Linked DNA regions of Homo sapiens: region 1 is linked to region 2. Evidence: read pairs that join two places in POLR2A ChIA-PET (ENCODE). Cell type or tissue: PC-9. All regions are shown on one strand. Links, peaks and the distances in the headings refer to the core of each region. The heading gives the core; the rest is flanking DNA.

Region 1 (5,927 bases), core at 1,280-3,779, 290 kb before region 2:
TGGAGGGAGCACTGGCCCAGAACTCAGACTTAACTATATATCCCCAGGCTGCAATCTCTGGAAACATCCATTTCCTCCACTATAAAGGGGAATTTTAATTCCTACCCGACTCGGTAGTAGGGGAATTGGGTGACCGGCTGCCTCCCTACTTGTTAAAGGACCCTTCAGATGTACTCCCCTTCCTTTCCGTTCCCAAACCCCCAAACCCTGAGTGAGTGTTGGGAGCTGAAAATGTCAGTCTCCCCGGAATCAGCAGCACATAAGGGGTGGAGAGTCAGAGAATGGGTTTTAACACAAACACTAATTGTGGATCCCAGAATGGCCTCCCTGGCTCCATTCATGAGACTGGTATTTTTAGCCCAGGATCGGCTGCCTGTGGCCCCAGAGGGGGTGGCCAGGCCGTGTGTCATGTCTGAGTGATGATGGACTCACTTTGCCCAGGAAAAAAGCCCACAGGGGACTGCTGCCAGATCCCAGGGTTGCCACCGCATCCGGGAGGAGACAGATGTTCAGTTAAACCCTCTCATCCCCGAGGGGCACACTACAGGGTGTCAGGAATGATAGCAATAATTAATATGCATTAAGTGGGAGGCCGAGGCGGGCGGATCACAAGGTCAGGAGATCGAGACCATCCTGGCTAACACGGTGAAACCCCATCTCTAATAAAAATACAAAAAAATTAGCCGGGCGTGGTGGCGGGCGCCTGTAGTCCCAGCTACTTGGGAGGCTGAGGCAGGAGAATGGCGTGAACCTGGCAGGCGGACCTTGCAGTGAGCCGAGATCACGCCACTGCACTCCAGCCTGGGTGACAGAGCAAGACTCCATCTCAGAAAAAAAAAAATGCATTAAGCATTTCCTAGGTATCCAGCACTGTCGCGGCTTTACAGGCATTAACTTATTTAATCATTACTATGAGGTAGATACTATTATTATCCCCATTTTATAGATGAGAAAACTGCAGCTGGAGCAGTTAATTAACCTACTTGAGTCCACACCACAGTAGCGAGTGGAGCAGGGGGATTTAAAGCCAGGCAATCAAACTCCAAAGTCCATGCTCTTTCTGCCTGGTCACTTGGAATCTGGACCAGGAGTGGACAGTCTTCAATGGCCAGTAGGTCCTCCTGCCTCAGCCCATTGAGTTTTCTGGGATTGCAGAGTACATCCGGTCCTTCCCTCCTGCAGAGGTAAGGAAATTGAGGCCCACCATGATGCCCAAGGTTAAGGAGCCATTTGGCCCTAATTCCCAAACCACAACTTTTCCCACTGAATGACTCCATGGGACAAGTTCATTTTGTCACCCGCTCGCCTCCTCAGCCTATCCCCAGCTCCCAGATCAGATGAGCTTGCTTTAGGGCAAAGAGCCTGGACTCTGGATGCAGATGTGAGCCCCGATTTTGACGTGCTATGTGACCTTGGGCAAGTCAGCTCACCTCTCAGAACTTCAGTTTTCCCCTCTGTAAAATAGGCGTGATTGGGCTATCTTCATAAGGCTGTGTGGTGGGTATAAATTGTCTGGAGATTCATCAAATATGGGTTTCCTTACCTTGGGCTCCTTGAACTATTAATCCCCACTGTAAACAAGACACATGGTATACACCTGCCCAGGGTTACTCCTGGAAATGGAAGATCTGGTGATGGAATTGTAGACACCGTGACCACCTGTTGGGGAGATATTTGGAGCAAATCATGCCATGACTGCATCTACCCGCTGTTCAGATTCCCAACAGAAAAGAATTTGGCAGAAAGAAAGAAAAGAGAGACAAGGCCTATCCATGCTCTGAGCCAGCTGCCAGGGTAGGAAAACAGAACATGCATGGCAGAGCTCAGGACCAGCTTAACCAAGTCCCCTCTGGATGATCATGGGTCAGTCTCTCCTCTCCCCGGGGCCTGAATCTCCCAAATGCAGAGAGGGGAACAAGACTCTTTCATGCTCTCCCTGCCCTGATTTCTGTGACTTGATTAGGACAAGCCCCTCCCTCAGGGGCTTGGGACCCTACGTTCTGCCCCATCCTCCAGCATGTGCGCACACACACAGACAAACACACGCACACACACCCGGACTGTCTGCTCAGGGAACCTCCACAGCCCGGCTTCCACATTCACTCTGGGCTTGCCCAGGGCCCATGGGGTCGGCTCCCTGGGGCCTCAGCCTCTGAGTCACAGTCCACAAATGCAGCTCCCATCAGAGCAGGTGACTCTTTCCAGCTCTGAATCTCAATTGCAAATTTCCTGACTGGAAAATCTGATTGGCCCAGGTGGCATCAGGGGGCCCAGTGGGCTGGGTCATGCATCATGTATCATGGGCTAGGGGTGGAGCAGCTTCTCCAAGAACAGGGTGCAGATGAGAAGGAAATGAAAGCACCTCTAAGTCAGAAGCAAAATGAGTTCACCCAGAATGTAAATTAGTTACATGGAAAAATCGATCTACACTCATTTCACATTTATCTAGAAAACTCTCAGAAAGCAGCTGCTATTGGGGTGAAAATTAGAAAGAAAAAAACTACCCCTTATTCTCAGCTGCCAAAACAAATGTCAAAAATCCACATCCCTGACTCATCAGAGAGTCCTCTCATTCATTGATTATGAACTCTTACACTACAGACAATCCTGATACACACTGGTTATTGGTTTTTCATCCAAAGGAGTCATGATAACGTGGTGAGAAGTAACTGCTGATATCTCATGAGGAAGAAATCTTTAAAAATATAGAAGCAAAGCAGAACTTTTAAAAGCAGACACAAGGGCTAAGCAGCTTGGGGGACATTCATAGTTCAGGCACAGTGAGTTTTGGAGTCCCTAAAATTTACATCAATGCATACAGTAGTTAAAACTCACAATGACAACCCTGGAGCATTGAGAATAAGTAAAATTGCATTTCCTGACCTTCACTTAAGGTGGTATAAATAGGTAACACATGGCGAAAGACTGCCATTTAAAAAAAAAAAAAGAACAGTTTTAAGTTTTTAACAGAAAAAATAAATCTCATCTGGAAAATGCATTCTCATGGAATAATGCATTATAAATGATGTATGACTATATGAGGGTTTATAAGCCAATCCAACAAAAATAATAAATGGCACAATTTTGAAACCAAACTCTGTAACTAGCAGCTCGAGTTTCATTACTGGAGGAATAAAGTGCTTTAACAGTGATTTCAGTTGGATCAAGGACCCCAGAGACCCTGCCAAGAGTTTGAAAGCAGATAATTGTTAGGAGCAATGCCCAGTTCCAGCCCACCCCATAATTTTACCCTCTAGCTTCATAACTCTACACTTCGTTATGAGGGGGAAGGAGGCTGAAGAACTGTGATGTGTTCAAACTTGAAACTGGGTGGAAAGTTCAAAGTCCTTGGTGTTGTGGGTCCCAAAACTTATATATATCGAAATCACTTAGAGATGCATAAAAACTTTAGGAGGTCTGGAAGAGGAATCAGAAATATCAGGAATAGCCATAAACACATTCCCTAAATGGTTCTGATACAAGGTGGTCCATGGACCCCTTGTTGAGGAACGTGGCTCCCCTCATTCTGCAGATGGAGAAATCAAGGCCCAGAAACGAACAGAAAAGTGGCCCAAAGTCACACAGCAAGTCAGAAGCTGAGCTGGCCTCCGGCCCGTGCAGCACTTCTTTCCACCAAATTCCGCCTGCCCACGGACGGCCCCCTGGGGCTCACATTCCAAGGAGCCATGTAACGGGAAAGGAAATGTCAGCCGTGACTGTTCCGATGTTCGAAGGCCCATTGTAACTCCAGGTTCCGCCAGACACAGTCCTCAGAGCTCAGGCGGCCAAGATTCATGAGCCTGCTTTTTCCAGATGGGATCAGGGATGAGATTACAACAGCCAGCATTTATTTTTATTTCCCCAGGAAAATAAATCGGCAGTTTTGCTCCAAGAAAAGTGATCAGAGGAAGCAGTGTTCCTAACCAGAAGGAGGGCCTGGACCATCTCCAGCCCCTCATAGCCCCCTCCAGGCCTGCCTCCCATCCTGAAGGTGCCTGACGTTAAGTCAGAGCCTCAGACAAAGCACCCTTTGGGCTTGGACTCAAGAAACCTCTCCTGCCTATGGCAGTGGATAAAGGTCTTAGGAGCTGGAGGGTTACTTTCTCCCACCCCAACTTAGGTGAAAGACATTTGGCAGTGTCTGGATTTGAGAACTGGAGAGGGGTGCTACTGGCCTGTAGGAGGTCGAGGCCAGGGATGCTGCCAAACATCCTGCCATGAAAGGGACTGCCCCCACAACAAAACTCCTTGGCCCAAAATGTCAACGGTGTTGAGGGTGAAAAACCCCCAACCACGGGCAAGTGGCCACAGATGTTAGGAGTCGGGATGTGAGTCAAGGTTTTGCCTGTAAATGCTGTGTGAGCTTGGGCAAGGCTCTGCCCTCTCTGGGCCTCAGATTCCCAACTCTACAAGGAGGAGGCAGGGGAGGCTTGTCTCTGGGGCCTCTGCCATTTTGGTCATTCCAGGTTCCGGAGTCCAGGAAGCCTGAGACGGTGCCTTGCCTTACAACTGAGATGTGACTGTCAGAGGGGAGGGGGTCTATGCAGCCCCCACTTGCCTGAGGAGTGCACAATCAGCTCTCTTGAGCCCCTCCCCCGAAGCACTGTATCTGGAACTCCTGCTCCACCAGGAACGGAAAAACCATTATCTGCAGATGACATCACTTTGCAAAAATGCAGGCGGGTGGTTGCCAAGCAGAACTCCAGGGAAACAGCGGGAAGGAAGGGCTCAGAGCATGCCAGCCACCAGCACACCAGCATCCGGCACCTTCACAAATCTCAGCACAACCCTGGGCAAGTTATTCCACTTCTCTGGACTTCGGTCCTCCCATCCATACAAGAAGAGAAAACATCTGGGTTTTGCTAGGAGCCCTTCCACCGGAACAGTCCAAGATCCCGCGACTCTTTCATGTCAAGCCTCGGAGGGCTTCTGGGCTGCAGGAGCACAAAGGGAGCCCCTCCAGGTACAGGAGTCCAGAGTTAGGGCTGAAAGGAGAGGAAATTGGCTGCCCTGCTTGACTGACCACACAGAGGCTCTGATGCCACCAAACTGCTTGAGAACAGCTCTCCTCCCAGAGCGCTGGTCCTGTGTCCTGCCCACCGACCCAGTTTCTTTCTTGGTCTAGCATTTGGAGCGCATCATGAACCAGCAGAGCACTGGCTAATCGCGAGCCAGGGAACTTGCTTCAGTGGGGGAACCACGGTGACCTGCAATGCCCATCTTTCTACCTGTGGGCTCCCGGGATATGAAGGGTGGTAAAGACTGGCTCTGATGAGCAGAGCAGGCTCAGGTCACCCTGGATGGAGCCCTGGGTTGCTCCCCAGAGGCCTGGGTTCTAGCCACAGACATAGGACCTCATTTTCTCCTTCTGGACAGTGAGTAGTTTGATCCAGAGAGTCTGTGGGGTCTCTTTACACTGTAGCAGGTGGTGGCTCCAGGAGCAGATAAGAACAAATTACACATAGGGTAGAGCATGGAAGAGCTGTGTGTCTTCAGCAGGATGACAATTCCCTCTGCTGCCTGCACCCTCATCAAGAACAGAATTACCTTTCAGACCCGTTGCTTTCTAAATGGAAGAGGAAGGAAGGAGAAGGCAGATCACCCTCGACCAAGCTCAAGGGAGGGGTGGCATCTGGCGGGAAGGGCACTGCCCCCGCACCCTCCCCCATTGGGCACTGCCCACTGCCAGAAGGTGGTGTAGCTTACAGGTTAGAATAATCAGGCTGGCATCACCTAGAGCAAAGTCCAAATCTTGGTCCAAGTCCCTCTAAACTGTGCCAAACATGACTCTCAGTTTCCCCGACTGTAAAATGGAGTCAGCAACATATACCTCTTTTTTGGGTGATTCTATTTGCCCCTTGCCCCCACCACCAGTGGATTCATTCTCACCCCTCCCTGCCCTGCTCTGATCCCCAGGAGGCTGACCT
Region 2 (5,927 bases), core at 751-3,250:
CTGCTCTCTAAGGGATATGTTGTTGGGCAGGTTAAAAGGGCGCTTATGTTGTTGGGTCCCTAAAAAGTGTACCACTGGGCCGGGCACGGTGGCTCACACCTGTAATCCCAGCATTTTGGGAGGCCAAGGTGGGCGGATCAACTGAGATCGGGAGTTCGAGACCAGCCTGACTAATATGGAGAAATCCTGTCTCTACTAAAAACACAAAATTAGCTGGGCGTGGTGGCAGGCGCCTGTAATCCCAGCTACTCAGGAAGCTGAGGCTGGAGAATCGCTTGAACCTGGGAGGTGGAGGTTGTGATGAGCTGAGATGGTGCCATTGCACTCCAGCCTGGGCAACAAGAGAGAAACTCCATCTCAGAAAAAAAAAAAAAAAATAGCGTACCACCAAGCCGACTCTTCATCTTAGTATTCCATTCACTCATTCAACAGGTATTTATTTGCCTTGCGTTCATTCTCCTAGGCTAAGGTCAAATCATAGATACAAAAATGAACCAGAAATTATACCTCCTCTCAAGTATATTACATGTTCCTAATAAAAATAGTGGAAGATAACTTAGTAGTACTTTTATTTCTTATTCTACTCATGATAAATTACAACAACGTAGATATAACCCAAATTCATATACTTTGTTCTTGAGACTTTTTAATTGCCTTGCTATGTAACATAATGAATTCTTAGCTTTATTGGGTCCAATCACTCTGATCAGAGGCCATAATTTGCTTCAGCTTTAATATCCTCTAGATTCATATATCCGTTTGTATGTGTTCTCTGTGTATATTTGTGCATTAATATTTGTGCATTATGAACAGTATTAACAAGGGTGAAAATGCTGCTTCCAGTATGATCACTGTTAATCTTGCAATCATGCTAGTAACCATAATTTATTGTTAACAACTTGCCAGATTGAACCAAAAGCTTTATATGCACCAGCTTTTGTAGAGATGCAGTATAATATGCTGGTCAAGAACAGGGCCTCTGGAGTTGGACTGCCTGGATTCAAGTTTCAGCTCTGCCACTTATTTGCAGTATAAACTTGAGCAAACTATTTGATATCTCTGTGCCTCACTTTTCACATCTGCAAAATGGCCATACAGGTTGAGTATCCCTTATCTGAAATGTTTGGGACCAGAAGTGTTTCAAATTTCAGATTTTAGAATATTTGCATTATATACTTAAGGGTTGAGCATCCCTAATGGAAAACCTGAAATCCAAAATGCTCCGATGTGGCTGGGCACGGTGGCTCATGCCTGTAATCCCAGCACTTTGGGAAGCCTAGGTGGACAGATCACTTGAAGTCAGGAGTTTGAGACCAGCCTGGCCAACATGGTGAAACCCCATCTCTACTAAAAATACAAAACTTAGCTGGGCATGGAGGCACACACCTGTAATCGCAGCTACTCAGGAGGCTGAGGCAGGAGAATTGCTTGAACCTGGGAGGTGGAGGTTGCAGTGAGCCCAGGTTGCACCACTGCACTCCAGTCTGGGCAATATAGTAAGATTCTGTCTAAAAAAAAAAAAAAAAAAAATCCAAAATGCTCCAATGAATATTTCCTTCGAATGTCATGTCAGTGCTCAAAAAGTTTTAGATTTTGGATCATTTTGGATTTTGGATTTTTGGATTAGATGCTCAACCTGTAGTAACAGTATCTCAGAGGCTTGTGGAATAGATAAAATGAGTTAATAAATATAAAACATAGAGCAGTTCCTGGTACCTTTTAAGTGCTATTTTTAATCTTCACAGAAGTCAATGATAGAGTTATTATCCTATTTTACACATAGGAAAGTGAGACTTAGAGAGGTTCAGCAACTTGCCCAAGGCCACAGTTGAGCTATAATTCACAACTAGTCCTATCTAATGCAGACACTAATGCATTTAATGAAATGTTGTTCTGACTATTCTGTGCTGCCCTTAATTCTCAGAATAAGCTGCACTGTCAATCAATATTTAGAATTTAATTGAATTCTTAAAATTGAGTTATTAAAATGCAATAAAGCTGTTTATTCTTTGTAGACATTTATAATGGAAATTCTGGACTAGAAGTCAAGAGATTTACTTAGTTATAATTTTGAGCAAATAATATTTCTATCCTTATTCTGCAGATCTTTCAATAAATGGTCTTAGTTATAATTTTGAGCAAATAATATTTCTACCCTTACTCTGCAGATCTTGAAATAAATAAATGGTTTATATATGGTGATTTTGAAAAGCTCTCCCATCTCAAATTCTAGGAGAATTATTTAAAACAGGAGAAATTGCCTTTTTCACAAAAGCAGTAAACTCTGAAATAAGCAGTCAACTCAAGATTTTTGATGAATAGAAGTACTATGTTATGAGCAAAATCAAAATGTTTAACAATGTATTTAAATATATTTTGCATATTTAAAAATAGATATATAATTAACACTATAGTATACTTTCCTGAATTGTGGAAATGTGAGAGAGATAATCTTGGAATTTTGTAAAATATTTCTTTCTTTGTGAGGGAAAACTACACCTAACCATCTCTTTAATAAACAAGGTCTTTATTTACCTTGTAAATCTCTTTTCAGTGCAAACATGCTTAGACAGAGAAGAGATTAACTTCAGTGGCTTCCCACTAATTACAGAGATTAAGAAGTGGCTGCCTGAACTATTTTCCAAAGGATACACATTACAAATTATTGAATAGGGCAGCTAACCAAGAAGATCCTATTGGTTTGGGGGTAAGTAATTCTAAAAGTTATCTTTTCCTTAGAATGTCCCATGAATATGGTTTACTTGGGAAGTATGGCTCTCTGACTATACCAATCAGTTTTGAGCAGAGCTAATCCATTTATAGCATCTGCAATTTCCAGTGACCTAGATCTATGAATGGCATCTGTCATTGGTTTGATGACAATGTTGAAAAATAGGTTAGGCTGGCAGATAAGAAGCCCTGCACCCTCTATCTGTAAACAATACCACATCCCAAACTTTTTGAAAACTATCCTGAATTTTGCCTCTCAGCACATCTTGTGGCCTCTTATAGAAAATCCTGGAATATCTGAAGTGGAAGGGACCTTAGATTTGCCACTTCACAAGTATTTTTGTTGTACAGTACTGTGCAAGCCACTTGGGGTACAAAGATGAATAACGAGAGACCTTCTCTCATTATACACATAGTCTACTAAAAATCATTTCGTATAGTGTCCTAATTTTCTAGCTGGGGAGGCTGAGGCCAGAGTGGGGAATGGAGCTACTCAAGGACACATAATGGGATGAGGCAGGGCTGGGGTAGATCCTAGGCCTCTTGATGCCACTCACATTGTTTCCATTGCATTGTGCTTTTCTGTATTGGTTACCTATTCTCGTCAGGAAGTCAATTCTAGCAACTTCTCAAAATGTAGGCTGAAATTCTTCTGGAAAACTCCATTTTTTTAATGCTAATGGTATGAATGAGAATATTAAGTTGGTGCGTTTTAGCTGCTGTTCTCTTCTGTAAACAGTTCTTCCTGTAGACAGTTCTTCCTAGAATTAGGTTGGTCATGCCCATAAGAAACTTATTTCCTAGAACTTTTAGGCAGAACCTCAGAAGAAATGGGGACTGGGTGCTCCCACTGCCCCCCATACTTCCCTCAGCTATCTGATATCACAGCCAGTCGCAGGGGACACATGACATGGAGTAGTTGAGACTGGTCCTTCGTTAGGTTCCTTCGGTCCCAGCAAATGTTCATGCTGGTCACATCTTCAGGTTTCTCTTTTTTTCAGTTTCACCAGCAACTGGTATAGGACCTACACAAATAAGGTGCTTAGGAGGTGTTCCCTGAATGAGTGGAGGAGCACCTTTGAATGCATAATTCATTCTCTTTCTTTTCAGTTCTAGCCTCGTTAGTTGAGGGGGATGATACAAGTAAATCTGGAAAATGTTTCATTATTCTTTTAATTCTAATATATAATCCAATATTAACATTATTTAAATTCTAAGTCACTGGCTCTCAAACTTTTTGGTCTCAGAACTTCTTTTCACTCCTCAAAATTAAGAACCCCCAAAGAGGTTTTGTTTATGTAGGTTATAGATTGAGTTCGAATCCTGCTCTGCTACCATCATTTGACATTAAAACTGAGATTGAATGCCACATGCAGGGTTTGTTAAATTTAAAAATAAATAAATGAGGCCAGGTGCGGTGGCTCATGCCTGTAATCCTAGCACTTTGGGAAGTCAAGGTGGGTGGATCACCTGAGGTCAGGGGTTTGAGACTAGCCTTGCCAAAAAATGGTGAAACCCTGTCTCTACTAAAAATACAAAAAAAAAAAAAAAAAAAAAAAAAGCCTGATGTAGTGGCGCATGCCTGTAGTCCCAGCTACTCTGGAGGCTGAGACAGGAGAATCGCTTGAACCCAGGAGACGGAGGTTGCAGTGGGCTGAGATCACGCCATTGCACTCCAGCCTGGGTGACAAGAGTGAAACTCCGTCTCAAAAAAATAAAATAAATAAGTAAATTAATTAATTAATTTTAAAAAACAAATTTTAAAGACATTTACTTATTAATTTTGAAATAGCAATAAACCTATTGCATATTAACATAAAACATCATTTTATGAAAAATAAATATACTTTCCAAAACCAAAATATTTAATTGGAAGAAGTGGTATTGCTTTATGTTTTTGCAAATTTCTAATGTTTGCCTTAAAAAGGAGACAATTGGACTCTGATATCTGCTTCTGCATTCAGTCTATTATAATCTATTGTTTATGTTGAGGTATTAAAAGAAAAGAAGGCCCCACTTTGGGAGGCCAAGGCACGTGGATTGCTTGAGCCCAGGAGTTGGCGAAACCCCGTCTCTACAAAAAACACAGAAAAATTAGCTGGGCATGATGGTGCAAGCCTGTAGTCCCAGCTCCCTGGGAGGCTGAAGTGGGAGGATCACCTAAGCCTAGGAGGTTGAGGGTACAGTGAGATCACACCACTGCACTCCAGCCTGGGTGATAGAGTGAGACCCTGTCTCAAAAAAAAAGAAAGGAGAAGGAGAAGGAAAAAGAAAGAAAGAAGAAGGAGAAGGAGGAGAAGGAAGAAGGAAGAAGGAGGAGAGAAAAGGAGAGGAAGGAAGGGAGGGAGGGAGCGAAGGGCCTCACTGAGAGATGTGGTTGGAAAACAGAAGTCCTCCCAAACTCCCTGAAAGGCTCTCAGGAATCCCCCATGTTCCATGGATCACACTTTAAGAACTGCTAGTCTAGGTCATTACCTACATTGTCTCATTTAGTGGCATTATTTCTAGCATCTCAGAACATCTATTTCATGATTCTGGCACACTGAGAGGTGCCATAGTGAAATTATTAAAAAAAAAAAAATCCGGCCGGGCGCGGTGGCTCACGCCTGTAATCCCAGCACTTTGGGAGGCCGAGGCGGGTGGATCATGAGGTCAGGAGATCGAGACCATCCTGGCTAACAAGGTGAAACCCCGTCTCTACTAAAAATACAAAAAATTAGCCGGGCGCGGTGGCGGGCGCCTGTAGTCCCAGCTACTGGGGAGGCTGAGGCAGGAGAATGGCGTGAACCTGGGAGGCGGAGCTTGCAGTGAGCCGAGATTGCGCCACTGCAGTCCGCAGTCCGGCCTGGGCGACAGAGCGAGACTCCGTCTCAAAAAAAAAAAAAAAAAAAAAATCCAACAACCAAGGAAGGTTATAACCTTTTAGAATAACTGAGGCTTTTCTTTTTCAAGAAGCTTCAGTAGTGTAAATTATTTTTTATTTTTGATTACATCTTCTTAGTATTTATTTTATTGTGGCAGAGTGCACATAACATAAAATTTATGATTAGTGACATTTAGTATATAGAGACATTGTTGTGCAACCATCATCACTATCTAGTTCTAGAACATTTTCATCACTCCAAAAGGAAACTCTGCCTCTTTGTTTGTTTGTGTTGCTATAAAAAAATAACTGAGGCTAAGTAGTTTATAAAGAA

What was found. ChIA-PET counts read pairs that join two places held together with the same protein. Peaks named below come from ENCODE experiments on the same cell type or tissue, not always from the same donor. Only the 100,000 strongest peaks of a DNase experiment are listed, where the experiment ranks them.
Region 1: POLR2A ChIA-PET joins it to region 2 with 11 read pairs; 2 of 35 experiments call an interaction of 5 or more read pairs at or near these places.

What each region holds. Positions count from the first base shown.
Region 1 is chr9:113,619,415-113,625,341 of GRCh38, reverse strand. It overlaps LOC105376222 (a long non-coding RNA gene), which reads right to left. Exons shown (of 4, transcript XR_007061739.1): 2 at 984-5,927. Among named protein-coding and RNA genes, the nearest start is that of RGS3, 160 kb to the right of the region's middle. RefSeq lists enhancers at 2,066-2,125, 1,803-2,674, 3,546-4,417 and a silencer at 2,079-2,373. In PC-9, for the core only: no CTCF peak of the experiment used is centred there; a DNase peak (open chromatin) is centred at 2,241; H3K27ac peaks cover 1,670 bases.
Region 2 is chr9:113,333,068-113,338,994 of GRCh38, reverse strand. WDR31 (WD repeat domain 31) reads left to right here. Exons shown (of 11, transcript NM_001012361.4): 2 at 2,555-2,707. Among named protein-coding and RNA genes, the nearest start is that of WDR31, 4.2 kb to the left of the region's middle. In PC-9, for the core only: no CTCF peak of the experiment used is centred there; no DNase peak of the experiment used is centred there.